Linked DNA regions of Homo sapiens: region 1 is linked to region 2. Evidence: read pairs that join two places in POLR2A ChIA-PET (ENCODE). Cell type or tissue: MCF 10A. All regions are shown on one strand. Each heading gives the region's core, and the rest is flanking DNA. Links, peaks and the distances in the headings are about the cores only. Region 1 holds the start of IL17RC (interleukin 17 receptor C). Region 2 holds the start of RPUSD3 (RNA pseudouridine synthase D3).

Region 1 (11,095 bases), core at 1-8,000, 70 kb before region 2:
AGTTTTATAGATTTTAGGTTTAGAAGGTGATTATTATTATTTTGCATACCACAGACTGACCAAACTGCACAAGGGCAGCAGGCACTTGCACCTCCAGCAGGACGCAGCGGGCAGTAGGGTAGGCCTGGAAGGAGAGCACGACTTGGGCCTGGAGAGAGGCTGTGGGCAACAGGGCAGGGGTCAGTCAGGCCCAGGAGCGGCAGGCCAGGCCTTGGCATGGGGCAGTTGGGCCAGCCAGGTTCTCCTCACCATTCCTAGGCTCCTCCACCCCTGAGTCAGCTGCTCCTCCAAACTTTTCCTCATCTTCAGGCTCTTCCCAGTGCCCTAGAAGGACCCAAGAGCAAGGCCCTGGGTGAGGCCCCCTGCTCTGGGCTGGCTGGCTTTGGCGTTGGCTTCCTTCTGGAAAGCCCAGTGCTGGGAAGCAGGGGCTGGGGAGACCACACTGGCCTGGGGGTCCTTCTGCTGGTGTCCTCCAGGAGAACACTGAGGATGCCTAGCACTGCTTGAGAGATCCCCTGGCCCTCATGCCCACCCCAGACACACTCACGTGTACACATGCACTGTCACAGGATGACTTGCTCACCATGCACGGCCAAGTGGACAGCCACACGCAGACAGAGGTCACAGTCGGTCTCCTTCTGGCACCTCAGCACCAGCTCTGTCTGCAGGTGCGTAGGCGCCAGCACGGGGCCCGGAGCAGGCACGATGTCCCCAGGCAGGCAGAGTATGTCACTGTCTGTGTGTGGAGGAGCGGGTGGGAGCTGAAGCTGTTCCAAGCCCAGAATTTGGTGGCACCTGACATACCCAGAGAGCCAAAGAACTTGGCTGTCCTAGGCTGAGGTGGGCATGGAGGGCATGGGCCTGGGACAGCTCTGCTCCCTTCGGCCAACCTGGGAAATTCTTTTTAAAAGTAGGGATACTTACCCCAGAGGCGGCAGGAGAGGCCCTGGGAAGGAAAGAAAGGAGAGTCAGAATTTGTGCCCCCACCATCTAGGCACTGTTCTCTGCCTAAGACCTCCACCTACCTTTTTCTGGGGCTCCGTATTCCCAGACCCTCCCAGAGAAAGACAGACCCAGCTCTTGCCCCTTCCCCGTTCTTCTCTTCTACCATCAGCACCAGACAGACCAGACAGGGCAGTTCTGGCAGTGGCAGCAGTGACAGGAGCCAGGCTAAGGCTTTGCTGAGCCAAAAACTGAACCCTGAGCCTTTCCTCGTCTCCCCAGGGTTCCAGACTCACCGGAGAGCAGTGGGTAGCGTCCTGAGGCCCCACAAGCCTCTCCAGAGAAAGGACCACTGGGCTTCGGCCCAGTGCCAAGGACAGCAAGAACCAGGGCACAGGCATCTTCTAGGTGCCAGGTGGCACCCAGGCCTGAGGCCCTGTGCTGCCCCCCCCCAAGGGGGGCAGACACCCCAGTCAGCCCGTGTCTGTGGGTGGCAGGGGCTGGAATCCCTCTTCAGCCTCCAGAGGGGGCGGAGGGGGCTGTGCTGGGTAGTTTGTGCACTCTCTGTCCTGGGAGTCCTGACTCTCCTCCTACTTCCAGCACGGAGTGCTTTCGTTTTGGCTCCCGGCAGGCTGCTGGCTGTTCCCGCCCCTCTCTGTCCCTCCCACCAACACCAGGCTTGGGAGCCAGCAGCCTTGGACTAGGGTGGTGGCCGCACCTCCTCCTTCTTTGGCTCTCCTCTCCCTCTGCTGACACCTGGCTGGGAGGGGCCCCTGAAGAAGACAGCGAATGCATCACGGCTGAGTAAGGGAGCTCTTACTCACCCCCGGAGCCCTAAGGAGGACACAGCCCTGGAGTCCTGGGCCCACTAAGTCTCCCCTTACTAGGCACACTCGGTCCCTTCAGACACTCTTTGGGCCTCGGTAACCCTTTGTGGGACAGGAGCTCTAAAAGCACGGACAAAAGGCACCAGAAAGTGGGCTTTTCACCACTGCCTGGCTCAAATGCGGTATGGGGAGTAGAAGGAACCCAGGACCCCAGAGCCTGGCAGACAGGGGTCCCATCTGTGCTGTTGCTGTGGGCCGGCTGTGTGATGATGGACACACCATCTGGCGAAGCCTCTGTTTTCCTCTCCTCTTGTAAGAATCACTGGGGGGGATCAAGGAGATTGCCCCATCCTCCTTTGCTTTTGGAGGCATTGCTTGTAAGAATGTGACGGATGCCATGCGGTATGGACACAGAGGATTTGGGCCAGCACACTGACACATACCCCACCAGGCAGGCTCCCCAGCCACACTAGAGAAGCACACTGTGTTTTCTTAGTTTGTCATGTTTGTCTTTATTCATCTTTCCGGATCTTGGTCCCCACCGCCAGCACCCACCCACCCCACCCCCAACCCCCACTGTCCTGACCACCTGGAGCCAAAAGCCTCTTTTCCTAGGTCCAGAGTCCTCTCTCCCTCTGGCCAGAGCCTCAGAGTGGGAAAGGGAATCCCTGGCCCCCAAGGAGGTTTTCTCTCAGCCGCCCCCTGCAATCCCCCACCGCCTCACCCTCCTTCAGAACTGACATGGCTCCTGCCTCCCTACCCCGGCCCCAACCTCTCCAGCCTGGACTGAAGCATAAGCACACTGCTCTTTCTGGAGTTCTGGAGAGGAAGTGGGAAGACCGCCCTCCCCCATCAGAACAGGGGTTAGAGGAGCTCTCAGTCAAGGGAAAGTATGAGGAGGAAGAGGGACGCGCGCGGGGACTGGGCTGGGACTTCCGGCCTGTGAGGCAGGGAATGCGGCTTTTCGGCCAGTCGTCCTCGAGGCACCCCAAGGATTTCAGGGTCGAAGGCTCATTCCGGGGTTCCAGCCAGTGTCCGTTGCGTTGCGGCCGCAGACACCCGGGACTGCGGTGGAGCTCTGCTCAACCTAGGTCTGCAAGTCGGGCGGCCTCTCGTTCGAGCCGGCTGCACAGCTCTAGGCGGCTCTGCCTGCGCTGCCGCGCCCCAAGGCGGCCCCAGCTGGTGGCCTCTGCGAAAGGCCGCGCGTCCAGCGCCCGCAGCAGACGCGGCAGGTCGCGCAGCAGGCGGTAGCGCGGCAGGGCGCGCAGCGGCGGGGGGATGTCGCCCTTGGCGCAGAGGCGACTGAAGTAAGCGAGCAGCAGCAGCGGGCGCGGGGCAGCGTGGAGCAGGGCGAGCAGGGGCGCGGCGCGGGGGTCGGGGCCGCTGACCGGGCGAAGGTCGGCGCCGCTCCACAGCAGCAGCACAGTGCCCTGCTCCCGCGCTACGCGCGTCCGCGCCGCCCAGAGCCACGGCAGCGGGCCCACGCGCGCCACGTGCCTCCCCTCCCACAGGTCCACGATCACGTCGCGCCCGCCGCCCAGCGCTGCCCGTAGCAGTTCAGCCAGCGCTCCCACCAGGCGCCGCTGCGCCTCCGAGTCCGCCGCGTGCAGGAGGAGCACTGGCCGCGCTGGGCCCGGGCCTGGTGGCGGGAAGCAACAGATGAAGGCTGGGCGGCTGAGGGACTGCTCAGCCCTCTTCTCCCCACCCTCTCGGGATACCGTAGGGTGCTCGCCTCTCCGCCCCCGCCCCCGCCCCTTATTTGCTCTGGGGGTTGGTACCGAAAACAGCCCTAGCCTATAGGGTGCTTATGGGCTAATTAGATAAAGGCACCCCTTCTGAAGAGAGGGTCAGGGCTCCAGGCTGGGCGAGTACAGCGCAGGCTGGATTTCTGCCCCACTAGCCTTTTGTACAGAGACTCAGTACAGTGACAATATGCTCAGAGGGCCCTTTGCCTTGCCTTAACCATTCCTGCTCACTTGGGGGCCTGAGGCTCCCTGCCTGGGTAACAGAGATTGGGTGCAGTGCTGAGAGCTCAGACAGGGGAGGGTGAGGGGGCAGCTAGTCTCCGAGCTGGGCAGGTCTGACTTCCCAGGTTACCCCAGGTGAGCTTACCTGACTGTGGGCGCCGGCAGGTGAGGGCCAGAACAACACCCAGTAGGGTGAGGAGGGCCAGCAGTGCCAGGATCAAGAGCCCCAGGTGTCTGTAAGAGACTGAGTCAAGCAGGATGAGGCCAAGCCCAGTTCCTCAGTGCCCAGCCTCCCTCTTACCTCCCCCTCCCCAAGAACTCACCATCCGGACACAAGAGGTGCTTCCAGGCAAACTGGACATCTGACCGCCACACCTGAGGGCACAGAGCCCCCCACCCCTATGAGCCAGGCATCTTCTCCTCCCGGGGAGCTGAGTGAAGCATGGAGCTGGGGGAGAGGGGAGTCCCCACTGGCTAGGGAATTCTTCCCAGGTGGGTTTGTGTCTGCTCCAGCTGCTAGCCTGGCACAGAACAGGTCAATGGTGGCAAACTCAAGTGTGACAGGGGCCAAACTCAAAAAGTAAACTCAAAGTTGACCAGGGCTGCTGTGAGGACCTGGAGAGCACAGGCCCTGACTGAAACAATCAGATGGCACTGAGCTCCAGGCCATTGTCACCATGCCAGAATGTGGACACACGGCACTAGGTTTTTCTGATTTTTCAACAGAGGCCAGAAATCCAGCTTTGTTTATATATGTAAATGGTGGTAAGCAATTTCAATTTAAAACACTGTGCTGGCCAAACCAAACATTTTTGCAGAATGGATTTTCCAGGGGTGGGTGCCACTAGGGGAGCAGATGCCAAGGCTCTGTATGTAGAGTGAGGGTAGGTTTCCTTACCAGGACACAGCACCCTGGCCTCAGGAAGGGAATGATGAGGTCTAGTGACACTGGGCTTGAGCCCCGGGCCTGTAGAAACAAAGAGCAGAAAGGCTGTCCCCAGGGAGGTGAATCTGGCCCTGTCTGGCCTTGAGTCTTTGCCCCTGCTGTTCCTCCCCACCACACCCCCAATCCTACGAGGCTTAGGCCAAGTGCCACCTCTGACAAGAAGGCTTCCCCAGTCACTCCGGCTCCCACTGATCTTTCCCAGAGCTCAGCTCCTGCTGCAGTCAGGTATTTGTCAACAGACAGACTCTGAGTGTGTCCTCTGTGCCAAGCCCTGAGGAAAGAAGGCGGGTGCGGACATTGTCTGTGTCCTCTAGCAGCTCACAAACCAGGAAGGCTGTCTCACTTTACTCTCCTGCACAGCTGAAGAGGTATCAAAACATATCATTGAAAAGAATGTAAGTTTTAAGGTCAGGAGACCTGGGTCCAGGCTTAACTGTTGCCTTTGTAGTCCCTAGCTTTGTGGTCCTTGCATGGAGGTAGGTTACCTCTCTTTCCTAAGGCTCACTTCCCTCATTTTTATTTTAATTTTTTTATGTTTGTTTATTTATTTATTTATTTATTTATTTATTTTTTGAGACAGAGTCTTGCTCCGTCGTGCAGGCTGGAGTGCACTGGTGCAATCTTGGCTCACTGCAACCTCCACCTCCTGGGTTCAAGCTATTCTCCTGCCCCAGCCTCCCAAGTAGCTAGGATTACAGGTGCACGCCACCATGCCCAGCTAATTTTTGTATTTTTAGTAGAGACGGGTTTTGCCATGTTGGTGAGGCTGGTCTCAAACTCCTGACCTCAGGTGATCTGCCCTCCTCAGCCTCCCAAAATGCTGGAATTACAGGCGTGAGCCACTGCGCCTGGCCTACTTTCTTCATTTTTATATGGGGGATAATAATCTTTATTTTACTGGGTTATTGAGAGCATCAAATGGGTATATGCACATGAATGTCTTTTTAAATAAACTACAATGTATATTCATTTATTGGTAACAGCTATTATTAGTCTATGAACTCCTTAACTGTGTTATATACTTTTCTTGTATCTCCCAGAGCCTGCTACAGGGTGGGCACAAAGCATACTAAATTGGACAGAATTTTAATTAAAAACATTTTTTTTAGAGTCAGAGTCTTATGCTGTCACCCAGGCTGGAGTGCTGTGGCATGATCATAGCTCATTGCAGCCTTGGACTCCTGAGCTCACACGGTTCTCCCACCTCAGCTGGGACTACAAGTGTGAGACACTGCATGTGGCCATCTTAAGCGTGACTTGGTCTTTCATACTGTGTTGCTATCACCTGTCTGCTTGGGAGCCCTCATACAATGCAAAACAAACATATAAGCTGCAAGTGAGCATTTAAGAAATAACTGTTTGAAAGAGCTAGTCATGCTTAGTCAGCGTGGTGCTGTGGTATTGAGGGTGTACTTGACTGTGGTTTTTATATCAGATACATGGAAGATAGTCTGATAAAGTGCTCCTAGTTACGTAACAGGTGAAATTTGTCAATAGTTTACAGGATTGTGCAGAGCCTGTCAGCTGCATGGGCTCTGCCTCCTAGGATAGATAACTTCTGCACAGGTGCCTCGTGGAGGCAGGAGAGTAGTGGTAGCGGACAGCTGGGTTCAAGGGAAGGCATCAGTATTAAATGTTGTTCTGTTAGGCTAGAGCAGTGGTCCCCGACCTTTTTGGCACCAGGGACTGGTTTCATGGAAGAAAATTTTTACACAGAGGTTGAAGGGGTTGGGGTTTGGGGGAATGGTTTCAGGATGAAACCACCTTAGATCATCAGGCATTAGATTCTCATAAGTAGCTCACAACCAAGATCCCTCGCATGCACCGTTCACAATAGGGTTTGCGCTCCTATAAGAATCTAATGCAGCCACTGGACTGACAGGAGGCAGAGCTCAGGCAGTAATGCTTGCTCACCCTCCACTTACCTCCTGCTGTGTGGCCTCGTTTCTCACAAACCACAGACAGTTACTGGTCTGCGGCTCACGGATTGGGACCCCTGGGCTACAGGACACCTGAATGTGGGAGGGCCAGTCCCTTGCCTCTGTTATTCCTGTAAATTCAGAAACTGAAAGGATTAGAAAATACTCCCTTAGCTTGCAGTGAGCCGAGATCGCGCCACTGCACTCCAGCCTGGGTGACAGAGCGAGACTCTGTCTCAAAAAAAAAAAAGAAAAAAAGAAAAAAAAGAAAATGCTCCCTTGAGGAACCTACTGTCAGCAAGTTAGCTGAACAGAGGCTGATCACGTAAATAAAGTAAACCAGATGGTAAAAGTCAGGGATTTGTTTGTTTCTGCCTTCCCAGGGTCTATCTCAATGAGGTCACAAGGAAATTGAGGGCTGTGCTCTGAGCAATAGGACCTAGTGGGGGCGAGGCCATACCTGGCTGACAGTGTACACGGGGGGCACCAAAGTGTCCTGCCCCAAGCCTGGGAGGCTCCAGGCAGCACTGAAGGTGGCATGCATTCTTGAGGAGAAGTGAAGAATCAGCTGCTGGGCTTGGGTATCCATGCTTACATTCCAGGATGTGAGAGACCCTGTTTGGGGCGGGGTGGGGGTGTTGATAGGAGTTGGGCTTTGGGTGATGAATTCAGGGCTGGGCTGGGGTTTAGCTTGGTTACAGTTGGGTGAGGATGAAATGGGGCAGGGGGTCCCAGCAGAGGTCACTTATTGACTCACCAGTCTGGTGGGGGCATTCAACATGGCTGCTGTTTCCAAAAGAGAACTGAGAAATACAGGAATGGCAGATTAGCAAGCTCCAGGCAATACCCACTACACCACATCTTTTCTTACCCATGGTTGTACCTTGAAGCAGAGCTGGGGGTGCAGGTCCACCTTCTCCAAAACATACCACTGTGGGAGGAGAGGAGAGTTCATCAGGGAGAAAATTCCTGGGCCCCAGCCCTGCCCACCCTGGTCCTGGGGGAACCTGTCCTCACCCCATCTGACTCTCGAGCTGTGGCATTCGGGAGGTCTTTGCAAAGGGTATGCCAGTCGTGCCTCTGGCAGAGGGCAGCTTCCAGCTTCAGTGGGCAGCGGAGTGTCAGGGCCATGACCATCTGAGTGTGCTGGCTGTAGTCAGTGAAGTGCACTGACTTCCAGAAGTCCGAGCCATCTGGGCAGGTGGCAGGGTCAGTGGGTGAGGGTCAGCCCTGCTTCAGCCCCACCTTGCCACCCACATCCTGGGGGCAGCTGGAGATAATGTTTGTAAAAGTAACCAGCACTATTCCTGGCCAGAACAGGTACTAAATCAATGAGCATCCCTTTCATTATCTTTCTTTTCCTTTTCTTTTTTGAGATAGAATCTCACTCTGTCGCCCAGTCTGGAGTGCAGTGGTGCAATCTCAGCTCACTGCAACCTCTGTGTCCTGGGTTCAAGCGATTCTCATGCCTCAGTAGCTGGGATTACAGGTGTGTGCCACCAAGCCCAGCTAATTTTTGTATTTTTAGTAGAGATGGGTTTTCACCATATTGGCCAGGCTGGTCTCCTGACCTCGTGGACTCCTGACCTTGTGACCCACCCACCTTGGCCTCCCAAAGTGCTGGGATTACAAGTGTGAGCCACCATGCCCAGCCCCCTTTCATTACCTTTCTGTTTTTTGTTTTTTTTTTTGAGACGGAGTTGCACTCTGTCACCCAGGCTGGAGTGCAGTGGTGTGATTTCGGCTCACTGCAACCTCTGCCTCCCGAGCTCAAGTGATTCTCCTGTCTTGATCCCCTGAGTAGCTGGGACTACAGGCGCGCATCACCATGCCCGGCTAACTTTTTGTATTTTTAGTACAGACAGGGTTTCACCATGTTGGCCAGGCTGGTTTCAAACTCCTGACCTCAGGTGATCTGCCTACTTCAGCCTCCCAAAGTGCTGGAATTACAGGCGTGAGCCATTGCGCCCAACCTCATTATCTTTCTATCCAGGGGTCTCTCTCCTCTCCTTCCCAGGCCTCCATTCTGGCCAGGTCCTTGCTTCTCCCCAAACTCGAAATCTGCTTAGGGTCCTCTCAGAACCAGGAATGTCTTTCCCTCCTATCTCTCCTTTCTAAGTCTTGCCCTTTTTCTGACCCCAGCTCAGGTGCCACTTCCTCTAAGAGGCCTTCTCTGCTTATAATGGCCCTTCTTGGGCTTCTCCCTTTCCCAATTTCTTGCCCTACAGCCTAGTCCTTAACCATAACCCTGCCCTGTAAGTTCTGTAGGCTGCTTTATGTGAGTCACTTTTGTCTGAGTGTCCTGCCTCTCCTTGAGAACAACAACATGCATACAGCACTTCAGACATCACCAGCCACTTTCATATGTAATATTTAACTCAGGCTTCACAAACACTTTGAAGGCAGAGCAGGTATTGAGATTTTACAGATGAGGAAAGTGAGGCTCAGAGAAGAACAATTGACAGAGCTGTGATGGGAACTGGGTCTTCTGGCCCATCCTCTTAGGACACCATCTCCTAGGCCTCATATTTCTAAACTTCTCACAGTACTGCGGTGCTCAGCGATCTCTGATCTATTGGCAAGCGGACTGGTAGACTTGGCAGCCCTTTTCCCCCCACTGACTCCAGGGAAAGTACCTGCATGCCTTCTGGGGACTTCCCCCAGCACATGTGTGAAGTGCGGGGTGTGTGTGTGTGTGTGTGTACATGTGTGTGTAGGAGACAGAAAGAGAAAGGGGATGTGTGTGCACAAGGGTGCGTGTCAACAGCACTCACAGGCTTCTGGCCAGCTCTGGAAGGGACATTTTTTGCGCCTCACAGTGTCCTCTTGCAGGTAGGATGCCTGGAGAGACGGGAGCAGGTGGGGAGGGTCAGAGGAATGGCTTTTCCAATCTCACTCAGACCTAAAACTCATTCTGGCTTTACCTTACTGTGACGCAAGCTGCCTGAGCTGGCCAGGCACTGACCGAGCAGGAGGGGGCAATGTGGGGTGGGGGCAAGGGTGGAGAGGAACTCCAGAGCATAGGAGAGGGATAAGCAAGTGAGGGGCTAACTCCTCTTCCTCCTAAAGAGAACTATCCCCAGAAAGAAGGAAATCCTGAGGTCGCATTCCTCAGCTTTGGTCTTCTCTGGCCTCCACTCTCAGCCATCCCCAAGGCACCCAGTGCTCTGTGTTGGCTCCTGACTCTGGAATGCCCACATGCCCACCTGCTGTCCACCCTGGCAATTGCTCGTGGCTCTAGGTCTCTGCCATCATCCTCCCTTAGGTCTTCCAGGTGACAATTTCCCTTGCCTTTTCTGTCTAGTCCAAAGAAAACTTTCTGCTATGTTCCTTAGACTTGTAAAGAGAAAAGGAGGACTGCCACAGAGGCCTAGAGGGGACAAGACTTTTGGGGGCATATGGATCCTGCAGTGGCCATGCACACACTCCTTCCTCGACTCCTCAGAACACACAGCAATGACAGCTGCCTATTCTGGCTCTGTGGGCTGAGGCCAGGTCTGGGCCAGGGAAAGATGGGTTTGGATGAGGCTGAGGTTGGAATCACCCTAAGAAGGTCCAATGTTCAGCAGCACCCTTCCACCTCTGACCCCATGTGTGGCTCACAGCCAAGCTGGCGCTGGTCTTCCTAAGCATGCCAGTAACACTCAGTCTTTTTAAACCCAATTTACTGGAGATATACTTGACCAACTGCGCTACCTTGGGGGCTTAGGAGCAGAGCCATGGACAGCCCACACCTTTTCCTTTGCTCACCTCTATGCACAGACAGGGCAGAAGGAATTCATAAGGCAGCTCTACAGTGTGGCCCCCAGACACAATTTTCTGTGGATGAAACAGCAAAGGAAGACAAAAGATGCCTGAGAAAGAGCATGGGCACATAGACAAGGGCAGAACAGTGCTGGGATCTTGGCCAACACACCCTGTTTTTCCTCTAATATGAGATACTTCTTCTCCTGATAAGTCTCTCAAAGGTTGTCTGCTTAGTAATCTAATCATTAGCTCTAGGTGCTCTAGGTGGAGTTGGGGGGAAGGAGACAGGGAATACATTCCTTTATTGAGGCCCTACTATATGCCAGGGAGTGTAGAGGGTGCTAGAAGTATTAAATCAATTAACTCCATGCTAGCATCACAGTGATCTTATGAGGTATCCTCACTGTTATAAAAATGATAAGCTGAGGGCCTCAGGGGTTCAACAGCAGTCCCTGCAAATGCTACCAACTGTATACAATGGCATCCATGACAAAGGGAGGTTGAGGTGGGATGCTGGGGCCCAGGTTGGGAGAATGGGAGACATATCACTCTCTGAGTGGCAGGAACAAAGGGAGGGAGATGGAAGGGTACCAAGACAGATGTGATCATTTTGTTATGTTCTTAGGCGATACAACCTCTTAGGGGAGCTGAAAAGGCTTTTTAAATTTTTAATTAACAATTCTTTTTTCTTACTTGTCACTAACTTGAAGCTCAAGGAAAGGCTTCTTAATGCCTGAATCACACTGA
Region 2 (12,024 bases), core at 2,478-10,477:
CAAAAGGCTGTTACAGGACTTGTCGGCGTAGGCACAGCCTCAGAAGTGTATCAAAGTACTAGGATTTTACATTGTTTAGGGCCAGATAATCAAGAAAGTACTTCCCATGTTAAAAAACATTTATTATCGTATTTTGCTGTAATGGGAGTTCGAGAAAAAATTAAAACTGACAATGGACCAGGATATTGTAGTAAAGCTTTCCAAAGATTCTTAAATCAGTGAAAAATTTCACATACAACAGGAATTCCCTATAATTCCCAAGGACAGGCCATAGTTGAAAGTACTAATAGAACACTCAAAACTCAATTAGTTAAACAAAAAGAAGGGGGAGACAATAAGGAGTGTACCACTCCTCAGATGCAACTTAATCTAGCACTCTATACTTTAAATTTTTTAAACATTTATAGAAATCAGACTACTACTTCTGCAGAACAACATCTTACTGGTAAAAAGAACAGCCCACATGAAGGAAAACTGATTTGGTGGAAAGATAATAAAAATAAGACATGGGAAATAGGGAAGGTGGTGACGTGGGGGAGAGGTTTTGCTTGTGTTTCACCAGGAGAAAATCAGCTTCCTGTTTGGATACCCACTAGACATTTGAAGTTCTACAATGAATCCATCAGAGATGCAAAGAAAAGCGCCTCCACGGACATGGAAACACCAGTCACATGGATGGATAATCCTATTGAAGTATATGTTAATGATAGTGTATGGGGTACCTGGCCCCACAGATGATCGCTGCCCTGCCAAACCTGAGGAAGAAGGGATTATGATAAATATTTCCACTGGGTATCGTTATCCTCCTATTTGCCTAGGGAGAGCACCAGGATGCTTAATGCCTGCAGTCCAAAATTGGTTGTTAGAAGTACCTACTGTCAGTCCCATCAGTAGATTCACTTATCACACGGTAAGCAGGATGTCACTCAGGCCACGGGTAAATAATTTACAAGACTTTTCTTATCAAAGATCATTAAAATTTAGACCTAAAGGGAAACCTTGCCCCAAGAAAATTCCCAAAGGATCAAAAAATACAGAAGCTTTAGTTTGGGAAGAATGTGTGGCCAATAGTGCGGTAATATTACAAAACAATGAATTTGGAACTATTATAGATTGGGCACCTTGAGGTCAATTCTACCACAATTGCTCAGGGCAAACTCAGTCATGTCCCAGGGCACAAGTGAGTCCAGCTGTTGAAAGTGACTTAACAGAAAGTTTAGACAAACATAAGCATAAAAAATTACAGTCTTTCTATCCCTGGGAATGGGGAGAAAAAGGAATCTCTACCCCAAGACCAAAAATAATAAGTCCTGTTTCTGGTCCTGAACATCCAGAATTATGGAGGCTTACTGTAGCCTCATACCACATTAGGATTTGGTCTGGAAATCAAACTTTAGAAACAAGAGATCATCAGCCGTTTTATACTATCGACCTAAATTCCAGTCTAACGGTTCCTTTACAAAGTTGTGTAAAGCCCCCTTATATGCTAGTTGTAGGAAATATAGTTATTAAACCAGACTCTCAAACTATAACCTGTAAAAAGTAGATAGTTTACTTGCATTGATTCGACTTTTAATCGGCAGCACCGTATTCTGCTGGTGAGAGCAAGAGAGGGCGTGTGGATCCCTGTGTCCATGGACCGACCGTGGGAGGCCTCGCCATCCGTCCATATTTTGACTGAATATTAAAAGCCATTTTAAATAGATCCAAAAGATTCATTTTTACTTTAATTACAGTGCTTATGGGATTAATTGCAGTCACAGCTACGGCTGCTGTGGCAGGAGTTGCGCTGCACTCTTCTGTTCAGTCAGTAAACTTTGTTAATGATTGGCAAAAAAATGCTACAAGATTGTGGAATTCACAATCTGGTATTGATCAAAAATTGGCAAATCAAATTAATGATTTTAGACAAACTGTCATTTGGATGGGAGACAGGCTCATGAGCTTAGAACATCGTTTCCAGTTACAATGTGACTGGAATATGTCAGATTTTTGTATTACACCCCAAGTTGTAATGAGTCTGAGCATCACTGGGACATGGTTAGACGCCATCTACAGGCAAGAGAAGATAATCTCACTTTAGACATTTCCAAATTAAAAGAACAAATTTTCAAAACATCAAAAGCCCATTTAAATTTGGTGCCAGGAACTGAGGCAATCGCAGGAGTTGCTGATGGCCTCACAAATCTTAACCCTGTCACTTGGGTTAAGACGATTGGAAGTACTACGATTATAAATTTCATATTAATCCTTGTGTGCCTGTTTTGTCTGTTGTTCAAGTCTGCAGGTGTACCCAACAGCTCTGAAGAGACAGCGACCATCAAGAACGGGCCATGATGATGATGGCAGTTTTGTCGAAAAGAAAAGGGGGAAATGTGGGGAAAAGAGAGATCAGATTGTTACTGTGTCGTGTAGAAATAAGTAGACATAGGAGACTCCATTTTGCTCTGTACTAAGAAAAATTATTCTGCCTTGAGATGCTGTTAATCTATAACCTTACCCCCAACCCCGTGCTCTCTGAAACATGTGCTGTGTCCACTCAGGGTTAAATGGATTAAGGGCGGTGCAAGATGTGCTTTGTTCAACAGATGCTTGAAGGCAGCATGCTTGTTAAGAATCATCACCACTCCCTAATCTCAAGTACCCAGGGACACAAACACTGCGGAAGGCCGCAGGGTCCTCTGCCTGGGAAAGCCAGGTATTGTCCAAGGTTTCTCCCCATGTGATAGTCTGAAATATGGCCTCGTGGGAAGGGAAAGACCTGACCGTCCCCCAGCCCGACACCTGTAAAGGGTCTGTGCTGAGGAGGATTAGTAAAAGAGGAAGGCATGCCTCTTTGCAGTTGAGACAAGAGGAAGGCATCTGTCTCCTGCCCGTCCCCGGGCAATGGAATGTCCCCTGGGCAATGGAATGTCTCGGTATAAAACCCGATTGTATGTTCCATCTACTGAGATAGGGGAAAACCGCCTTAGGGCTGGAGGTGGGACATGCGGGCAACAATACTGCTCTGTAAGGCATTGAGATGTTTTATGTGTATGCATATCTAAAGCACAGCACTTAATTCTTTACCTTGTCCATGATGCAGAGACCTTTGTTCACGTGTTTATCTGCTGACCTTCTCTCCACTATTATCCTATGACCCTGCCACATCCCCCTCTCCGAGAAACACCCAAGAATGATCAATAAATACTAAGGGAACTCAGAGGCTGGCGGGATCCTCCATATGCTGAACGCTGGTCCCCTGGGCCCCCTTATTTCTTTCTCTATACTTTGTCTCTGTGTCTTTTTCTTTTCCAAGTCTCTCGTTCCACCTAACAAGAAACACCCACAGGTGTGGAGGGACAACCCACCCCTTCAGAAAGTAATAGTTTATTTCATTTATTTATATTTTTTCTCTCCTTTTCACAGGTGTTGAACAGTTTATTTTACTAATGCATGTGGTTTACCCCAACACATCCCAAATATCATGATTCCAACATGTGGTGTTGGCTGCATTTTCAGAGCTTGCAGTCATACGTCTTAGTCTGTTGGGGCTGCTGTGACAAAATACTGTAAATTGGGTCTCTCTAACAACAGCAATATAATGTTCACAGTTCTGGAGGCTGGCAGTCCAAGATCAGCTGGCATACAGGGTGTCTGGTGAGGGCCCACTTTCTGGGTCATGCCTGCCATCTTCCCACTGTGGTCACATGGCGGAAGGGGCGAGGGAGCTCTCTGGGGCCTCTTGTATAAGGGCGCTAATCCCAACCACAAGGGCCCCACCCTCATGACCCCATCACCTCCCAAAGATGCCACCTCCAGATGCCATCACCTTGGGGATGAGGTGTCAACACATGAGTTTGGGGGGACACAGACATTTGTTCATGTGGTAAGTGGCTCCAATGCTGGCCTGCCTCTGAGGCCTGGCCTCCTGGTGGAGGGCCGTGCAGGCACAGGGCTCTCGTGCACTGGGGTCCCCGGGGACACCTCCCACCCCTGCCCAGGCTCTACTTGGGAGTTGGCAGGTGCTGAGTCCTCTTGTGACCTTCTTAAGAAAGTCCCTCCTGGCCAGGTTCAGTGGCTCATGACAGTAATCCCAGCACTTTAGGAGGCCGAGTCGGGTGGATAACTTGAGGCCAGGAGTTCAAGACCAGCTTGGTCAACATGGTGAACCCCTTTCTCTACTGAAAATACAAAACTTAGCAGGGTGTGGTGGCAGGCGCCTGTAATCTCTGTTACTTGGGAGGCTGCAGCTAGAGAATCGCTTCAACCCAGAAGGCAGAGGTTGTAGCGAGCCGAGATCACGCCATTGTACTCCAGCCTGGGCAACAGAGCAAGACTCTGTCTCAAAAAAAAAAAAAGAAAGTCCCTTCTCTCAGAGCTCAGGGCTGATAACAGAGCAAGAAATGCATCCTCGGGGAGAGAGAGCAGCCTGGCCTGGCCTGGCCTGGGAAGGCTGGCTTCAACCATCAAAGACAGCTCTCACACCTCAGGCCCCAGGGCCTGGGGCTTGATCCCTGCATCCCCTCTTCCGCTGGCTGAGCTCTGTGCCTCAAGAGTGAGACTCCACCCTCCCAGCACTCCCTCACAAGCAGACCGGGCCCCATCCTGCCTCTGCTGACCCCCACTCCCCTGGGGCCTGCTCTCTGGGTCAGGACCCGCATGGAAACCAGGGGCAGGCCATCCCAACACCTCCCAGAGGCTGCCGGCAGCTCAGGCTGGTTTTCCTGTGACCAGTGCAAGTGTTCTTTTCAGTTATCTGACTTCCTTCCGGGGCATTCTGAGCCCACCCATAGCTTTTGGCATGCCTTTAAGGGACACAAAGAACCACAACAGCCACTGTGTCCTCATCTGTAAGGCAGGGCCCCAACCCACCCTGCCTTCCTCATAGGGGTGTGTAATGCTGGATGAAAAAGCCTATTAGAAAGTGTCCGTCAAAGGCCGGGCACGGTGGCTCACACCTGTAATCCCAACACTTTGGGAGGCTGAGGCAGGTGGATCACCTGAGGTCGGGAGTTTGAGACCAGCCTGGTCAACATGGTGAAACCCCATCTCTACTAAAAAATACAAAAAATTAGGCAGGTATGATGGTGCATGCCTGTAGTATCAGCTACTTGGGAGGCTGGGGCAGGAGAATTGCTTGAACCCAGGAGGCAGAGGTTGCAGTGAGCCAAGATCGTGCCACTGAACTCCAGCCCGGGTGACAGAGTGAGACTCCATCTCGAAGGAAAAAAAAAAAGAAGTGTCTGTCAAAGGCCCCGTGCGGCCTTTAATCCCAGCACTCTGGGAGGCCGAAGTAGGTGGGTGAATCCCTTAAACCCAGGAGTTTGATTTTTTAAAAATTATTTTGTTATTTTTATTTTCTTATCTTGAGCCCAGGAGTTTGAGACCAGCCTGGGCAACATCGTGAGACCCCATATCTTTAAAAAAAAAAAAAAAAAAAAAAAAAGCTAGGTATGGTGGTGCACACCTGTAGTCCCAGCTATTCAGGAGACTGAAGTGGGAGGATCGTTTGAGCCTGGGAGGTTGAGGCTGCAGTGAGCTGTGATTGTGCCACTGCACTCCAGCCTGGATGACAGAGCAAGCAAAAAAACACATTAGTGGCCGGGCACAGTGGCTCACGTCTGTAATCCTAGCACTTTGGGAGGCCAAGGCGGGCGGATTGCCTGAGCTCAGGAGTTCGAGACCAGCCTGGGCGACATGGTGAAACCCCGTCACTAAAATACAAAAAATTAGCCGGGTGTGGTGGCGGGCACCGCACCTGTAATTCCAGCTACTCAGGAGGCAAAGGCAGGGGAATCGCTTGAACCCGGGAGGTGGAAGTTGCAGTGAGTCGAGATCGGGCCACTGCACTCTAGCCTGGGTGACAGAGCGAGACTCTGTCTCCAAAAAACAAAAACCAAAACACATTAGGAAAATGTTCACACCAAACTCAAAGTGGAGACTGGGGAGGGAGTGAAAACTGGAAGCACGCAGTAAAGGGGAATTTACTTTTATCCCTTTCATTTCTTAAACAAGAAAAACAGGAAACCTATACATATATATATTGTTTCACAATGACTAATTCTGATGGTAGGAATGTGGGCAGTCATTATATTATTCTTTTTTTTCTGTGTTCTTCTACTTTCTTTTTCTTTTTTCTTTTTTTTTTTTTTTTGAGACGGAGTCTCGCTCGTCGCCCAGGCTGGAGTGCAGTGGCACGATCTCGGCTCACTGCAAACTCCGCCTCCCGGGTTCACGCCATTCTCCTGCCTCAGCCTCCCGAGTAGCTGGGACTACAGGCGCCCGCCACCACGCCCGGCTAATTTTTTTGTATTTTTGGTGGAGACGTGGTTTCACCGTGTTAGCCAGGATGGTCTCGATCTCCTGACTTCGAGGGGCCACAGGACTAGTAGAGCCAAGAGTTGAGGGTCCGGGTGGGGTGATCCGGCCGTCAGAAATGCAAAAGCCTGGAAAGACATCTCCAAAGGCCAATCTCAGGTTGGACAATCGTGAGCTGGGGAAGCTGCAAACACTGTGACCTCCGGAATAACCGCTGGTAATCAGTTACCTCTAACCCTTAGCAGAATTCAGGTCCCTCTACTACTCCTAACCTGGTGGCCTTTCATTAACTCTATGAAGCCAGTTTAGTTCGGGGGAAGGGCAATTATCATTTAGACTACGAACTAATTTCTCCCAAAGTTAGCTTGGCCCAAGCCCAGGAATGACCAAGGACCGTTTAGAGGTTAAAGGCAAGCTGCGGGTTGGTTAGATCAGATCTCTTTCGCTGTCATAATTTTGTAATATAATTTTTGCAAAGGCGGCTTCAGGTTTTTTGCTAAGACAGGTTTTTTGATCAGATCAAATTCTTCTGCTACAGCGCTCTCCCTAAAAGCATAGGAAGGCATTTCTGCATTTCCTTCCTGGGCGGAGGAAAAGCCCCGCCTCCTCAGGCTCTGAGTCCCGCCCGGTCACCATTCCGATTGACACTCCAGCTGACCAATCAGCGCGCTGGCTGGAGCGCGGGTCTGCCCCTCTGGACGCACATGCGCGCTGTCCTGGCTCGGGAGATGGACGGCCGCCGTGTTTTGGGCCGGTTCTGGAGTGGCTGGCGGCGGGGCCTGGGTGTCCGCCCAGTGCCCGAGGACGCAGGCTTTGGCACCGAAGCCCGGTGATTAAGTACCCCCTCTCTCATGCGGGACGGAGGCTAGGGCAGGGGGAAGGCACGTGCGGGATCTGGATCAGGTAGATGTTACCCGAAAACAGCCCCGTTGGCCTCTCTGAGCCTCGGTGCCCTCCGCTGTAGAATGGGACCGGTCGTACCTGAATTTTCGAGGTCAGCCCAGACATTGTGAGGCATTTGTCAGAGGCCGCAGGATTTGGGAAGAGGCGTCCGGAGATAGGAATGGGTGGCACCTCGGGATGGAATGACTCCCATTGCTTCTCCCTCCTTGTCCAGGCATCAGAGGCAACCCCGCGGCTCCTGCCAACGGTCGGGGCCCCTCGGGGACCAGCCCTTCGCGGGGCTGCTGCCAAAAAACCTCAGTCGGGAGGAGCTGGTTGATGCGCTGCGGGCAGCCGTGGTGGACCGGAAAGGTGAGGGGTGAGAGGCACGGCCGCACAAGGACCGGGAGGGGACTGCCTCGGCGTGCAGTTGGGCTCTCCATTGAAGCCACGGGATCAGCCCTGCTTCTGCCTCCCACTAGCAGCATGAGCTGGGACAAGCCACCTAATTTGCACCCTCTCCCCGCTTTTAACCCTACTGCCATGATGCAGTAGGGTTAAGAGTGGGGAGAAGATGCAAATAACTACCGAGCCTTGCACATAGCCGGCGCTCAGTTACGGGAGTTGCTATACTAGATTATTGTTTATTGGCCGCGGTGGCTCACGCCTGTAATCCCGGCACTTTAGGGTGCTGACGCGGGCGGATCACCTGAGGTCAGGAGTTCGAGACTAGCCTGGCCAACATGGTGAAACCCCGTCTCTACTAAAAACACAAAAATTAGCCAGGTGTGGCGGCGTCCGCCTGTAATCCCAGCTACTCGGGAGGCTGAGGCAGGAGAGTCACTTGAACCCGGATAGCAGAGGTTGCAGTGAGCCGACATCGTGCTACTGCGCTCCAGCCTGGGATGACAGAGCAAGACTCAGTCTAAATAAATAAATAAATAAATAATGATTATTTATCGACGGACAAAACACAGGCTTTGGAGTCAGACATACCTAGGCTCTGTGATCAGCTTGCTGTGCGGCTTTAGGAAAATAACTGAATTTCTCTGAACCCCACTCTCTATTCAGTGATTTATTCCTTTTCTCAACTATTTCTTGAACATATGCTATGTTCCAGGCACTGTTCTAGGCAGGCTATACAGTGCTGAAAAAGATAGATATGGTTTCTGCTCTCAGGGGAGAAATGGATTTCTCTCTAACGGGAGAAATGGATGTCAGAAAATAAATGAACAAGTTACTAGTGGTAAGTGCTATGCATAAACTAAAACAGGGTGTTATGATGGTGAGGAACTGCAGGAGGAAGGCAGACATTAGATTGGAGATTCAGACCTCTCCGTGATGTGACATTTGAGCCAAGATGATAGGGAGCCAGACCTGGGAAATTTGGGGACAGGAAACAGCAAGTGCCGAGGCTCTGAGGTGGCAGAGGAACAGAAAGAAGTTGAATTTGGTGTGGGGTAGTTAACTCATGTCTGAGAGTCATGATGGGGACATGTGCTAAGATGCGTGAGAAAGTGCTCTGGAAACTCTTTAGTGCTGCATAAAGGGTTACCGTTGCTTTTGCTGATGTTCGTGTGATGTATGTTTCAGGACCTCTAGTGACGTTGAACAAGCCACAGGGTCTACCAGTGACAGGTATGGGCCGGGGATGTGGGAAGGGAATGCAGCGGAAGGGGGTTTCGTGACTGAGGGAGGGAAAAGTGAAGGCATGAAGCTTTGGCCTCTTGTAATTTTTCTTTCTTACTTTCCAGGAAAACCAGGAGAGCTGACGTTGTTCTCAGTGCTGCCAGAGCTGAGCCAGTCCCTAGGGCTCAGGGAGCAGGAGCTTCAGGTTGTCCGAGCATCTGGGAAGTAAGTGGTAGGGGTGACAGGAAGCTAGGAGTACAGGCATCCATCTGTGGTGGGGAAACAGCTGCTTGGGGATAAGCTGAGACATTTTCCATGGGAAGGTTTGAGATCATAGAGGTGGATACAAGTACTGTGAAGAAGAGGAAGCCGATGGCTCTGGGTTCAAATCCTCAAGTACAAATGGTGTGATACCAGGCAAAGCATGACACCTCCCTGACGCTGGGCACAGTGACTCACACCTGTAATCCCAACACTTCTGGAGGCCAAGGCAAGAGGATCACTTGAGCCCAGGAGTTCGAGACCAGCCTGGGCAAAATAGACCCCATCTCTGGAAAAACAACAACAAAACTTTCCGCGTGGTGGCTCATGCCTATAATCAATAGGACTTTGGGAGGCCGAGGTGGGAGGATTGCTTGAGTCCAGAAGTTCAAGACCAGCCTGGGCAACATGGCAAAACCCTATCTTTACTTAAAAAACAAAATAAAACACACACACACACACACACAAAAACCTAGCTGGGCAGAGCAGCACATGCCTGTAGTGCTCGGGTGGCTGAGATGGGAGAATCACCTGAGCTCAGAAGATGGCAGCTGCAATAAGCTGAGATCCCGCCACTGTACGCAAGCCTAAACAACCTGAATGAGACCCCGTCTCAAAAAAACAAAACAAAACAAATACCCTCCCTGAGCTTCAGTTCCCCTAATGGTAAAATAGAGAAAATAATACCTATGCTCAGTGTGCAGTCATTTCTCCATGACGGTACTCGTGGCAGGCATTGCTAGTCGATCCATGATACTCTTTCCTCTAACTGCCATCAATTAAAGATGGTACTTGAGATGAAATATTTCTGCAGTTCCACAAACTCATGAGCTTTTTTGTAGAGAACTTATTTAAGAGCTAATATGTACAGAATTTCTAGTAGAATTCTGGCACATGGTAGACAATCGTTACGACATTTGGCTCTGAGTTCCCTGGGGGCCGGGGCAAAATGAGAAACACATTAAGCTACATAGTCTTGTTATCAAAGAAGGGGAAACCTTACTTGTTTCTCAGGAGTTGGTCTAGGTTATAGTCCTGGTGTTAGTGTTTGGCCTGAAGCAGGTCAGTGTTCCTAAGAGTTTCCTTTTTAGTGGGCGAGTTCAAGGGACTTTAACTTGTGTGATTTGTCTGCTTATTCCAGAGAAAGCTCTGGGCTTGTACTCCTCTCCAGCTGTCCCCAGACAGCTAGTCGCCTCCAGAAGTACTTCACCCATGCACGGAGAGCCCAAAGGCCCACAGCCACCTACTGGTGAGAGGTGCTGGGAGGTTCCTAGAGTGGTGGGGAGGTCCCAGCAAGCCACCCTGTGACCTCCTCCTGCCCCTTTCTCAGTGCTGTCACTGATGGGATCCCAGCTGCTTCTGAGGGGAAGATCCAGGCTGCCCTGAAACTGGAACACATTGATGGGGTCAATCTCGTGAGTCCGGGTCTGGGAAGAGGAGGGGTGCTTCTAGATATAGTACCCCTACAGAGAGGAGTCAGGGGTATGGATTTGGGATGGCTGGCTCTCCTGTCCCCTAAAACAGGCAAGTGACCACTGCCTATACTGTGGCCCTGCCCGGAGTCTATTGGGAGCAGGGAGGGTCTGGGTATAGCTCCCAGACCTGTGTAAGGCTTGTTCACTCTTGGCTGGCACCACAGACAGTTCCAGTGAAGGCCCCATCCCGAAAGGACATCCTGGAAGGTGTCAAGAAGACTCTCAGTCACTTTCGTGTGGTAGCCACAGGCTCTGGCTGTGCCCTGGTCCAGCTGCAGCCACTGACAGGTAGGTCTGGCACCCTAGCCAGCCTTTAAAACTGCACTTGATTTGGGAGGCTGAGGCAGGTGGATCACGAGGTCAGGAGTTCAAGACCAGTCTGGCCAAGATGGTGAAACCCTGTTTCAACTAAAAACTACAAAAATTAGCTGGGCACGGTGGCAGGCGCCTGTAAAACCAGCTACTCGGGAGGCTGAGGCAGGAGAATCGCTTGAACCTGGGAGGCAGAAGTTGCAATGAGCCAAGATCATGCCACTGCACTCCAGTCTAGGTGATAGAGGAGACTTCATCTAAAAAAAAAAAAAACTGCACTTGAGCCAGGCGCGGTGGCTCACGCCTGTAATCCCAGCACTTTGGGAGGCCAAGGCGGATGGATCACTTGAGGTCAGGAGTTCGAAACCAGCCAGGCTAACATGGTGAAACCCTGTCTCTACTAAAAATACAAAAATTAGCTGGAGTTGGTGGCACGCACCTGTAATCCTAGCTACTTGGGAGGCTGAGGCGGGAGAATCGCTTGAACCTGGGAGACAGAGGTTGCAGTGAGCGAAGATCACACCATTGCACTCCAGCCTGGGAGACAGAGTGAAACGCTGGCTAAAAAAAAAAAAAACTGCACTTGGCTTAGGGAGGCAAGGAGCTGGGGAGACAGTGGTATCAGCAGCAGCCTGGGGAGCATTTGATGGCCCCCAGAGGTGTATGTGACCAGGCCCAGCTAGAGGAGGCAGCTTCAGGCTAGCACCCCAACAGGAAAGAACAGTCCTTAGGCCCGGTGGCTTCAGCAATTAAATCAGGGTTGCATCTCATCATGAGTGGATCCCACAGCCAGGCAGATTGATAGCTGTGATCGTCCTGACGTGTTATGTGTCCCTCTCTGGATGCAGGGGCCATAGTACTGACCTCACTGAAACATATGATCTGAGAAAGGGGGTGGTGTTTCCCCAAAGGAAAAGGGGAGGAGTGATACTGGGTGGCACAGAACGAGTAGCTGCCCACTGTCTCTCCTGGCTTTCCTGTTGCCCAGTGTTCTCCAGTCAACTACAGGTGCACATGGTACTACAGCTCTGCCCTGTGCTTGGGGACCACATGTACTCTGCCCGTGTGGGCACTGTCCTGGGCCAGCGATTTCTGCTGCCAGCTGAGAACAACAAGCCCCAAAGACAGGTACTCCAGCCCACCTGCCTGCTGCTTTCTGAGGGGT

What was found. ChIA-PET counts read pairs that join two places held together with the same protein. Peaks named below come from ENCODE experiments on the same cell type or tissue, not always from the same donor. Only the 100,000 strongest peaks of a DNase experiment are listed, where the experiment ranks them.
Region 1: POLR2A ChIA-PET joins it to region 2 with 16 read pairs; 9 of 35 experiments call an interaction of 5 or more read pairs at or near these places.

The regions. Positions count from the first base shown.
Region 1 is chr3:9,907,564-9,918,658 of GRCh38, reverse strand. It overlaps IL17RE (interleukin 17 receptor E), which reads right to left. Exons shown (of 16, transcript NM_153480.2): 7 at 10,352-10,420; 8 at 9,376-9,442; 9 at 7,619-7,794; 10 at 7,485-7,532; 11 at 7,359-7,404; 12 at 7,062-7,216; 13 at 4,635-4,703; 14 at 4,060-4,111; 15 at 3,882-3,980; 16 at 2,262-3,408. The coding sequence ends at 2,852. IL17RC (interleukin 17 receptor C) reads right to left here and starts at 1,561. Exons shown (of 19, transcript NM_153460.4): 1 at 1,239-1,561; 2 at 925-946; 3 at 584-736; 4 at 250-324; 5 at 50-159. The coding sequence starts at 1,343. RefSeq lists enhancers at 1,650-1,839, 1,769-2,308 and silencers at 2,879-2,958, 3,139-3,198, 3,309-3,388. In MCF 10A, for the core only: no CTCF peak of the experiment used is centred there; DNase peaks (open chromatin) are centred at 1,658 and 4,958.
Region 2 is chr3:9,838,995-9,851,018 of GRCh38, reverse strand. RPUSD3 (RNA pseudouridine synthase D3) reads left to right here and starts at 7,011. Exons shown (of 9, transcript NM_173659.5): 1 at 7,011-7,129; 2 at 7,418-7,554; 3 at 8,776-8,820; 4 at 8,937-9,036; 5 at 10,214-10,321; 6 at 10,403-10,487; 7 at 10,712-10,835; 8 at 11,848-11,987. The coding sequence starts at 7,029. RefSeq lists enhancers at 1,664-2,524, 7,069-7,148. In MCF 10A, for the core only: no CTCF peak of the experiment used is centred there; DNase peaks (open chromatin) are centred at 6,948 and 7,378.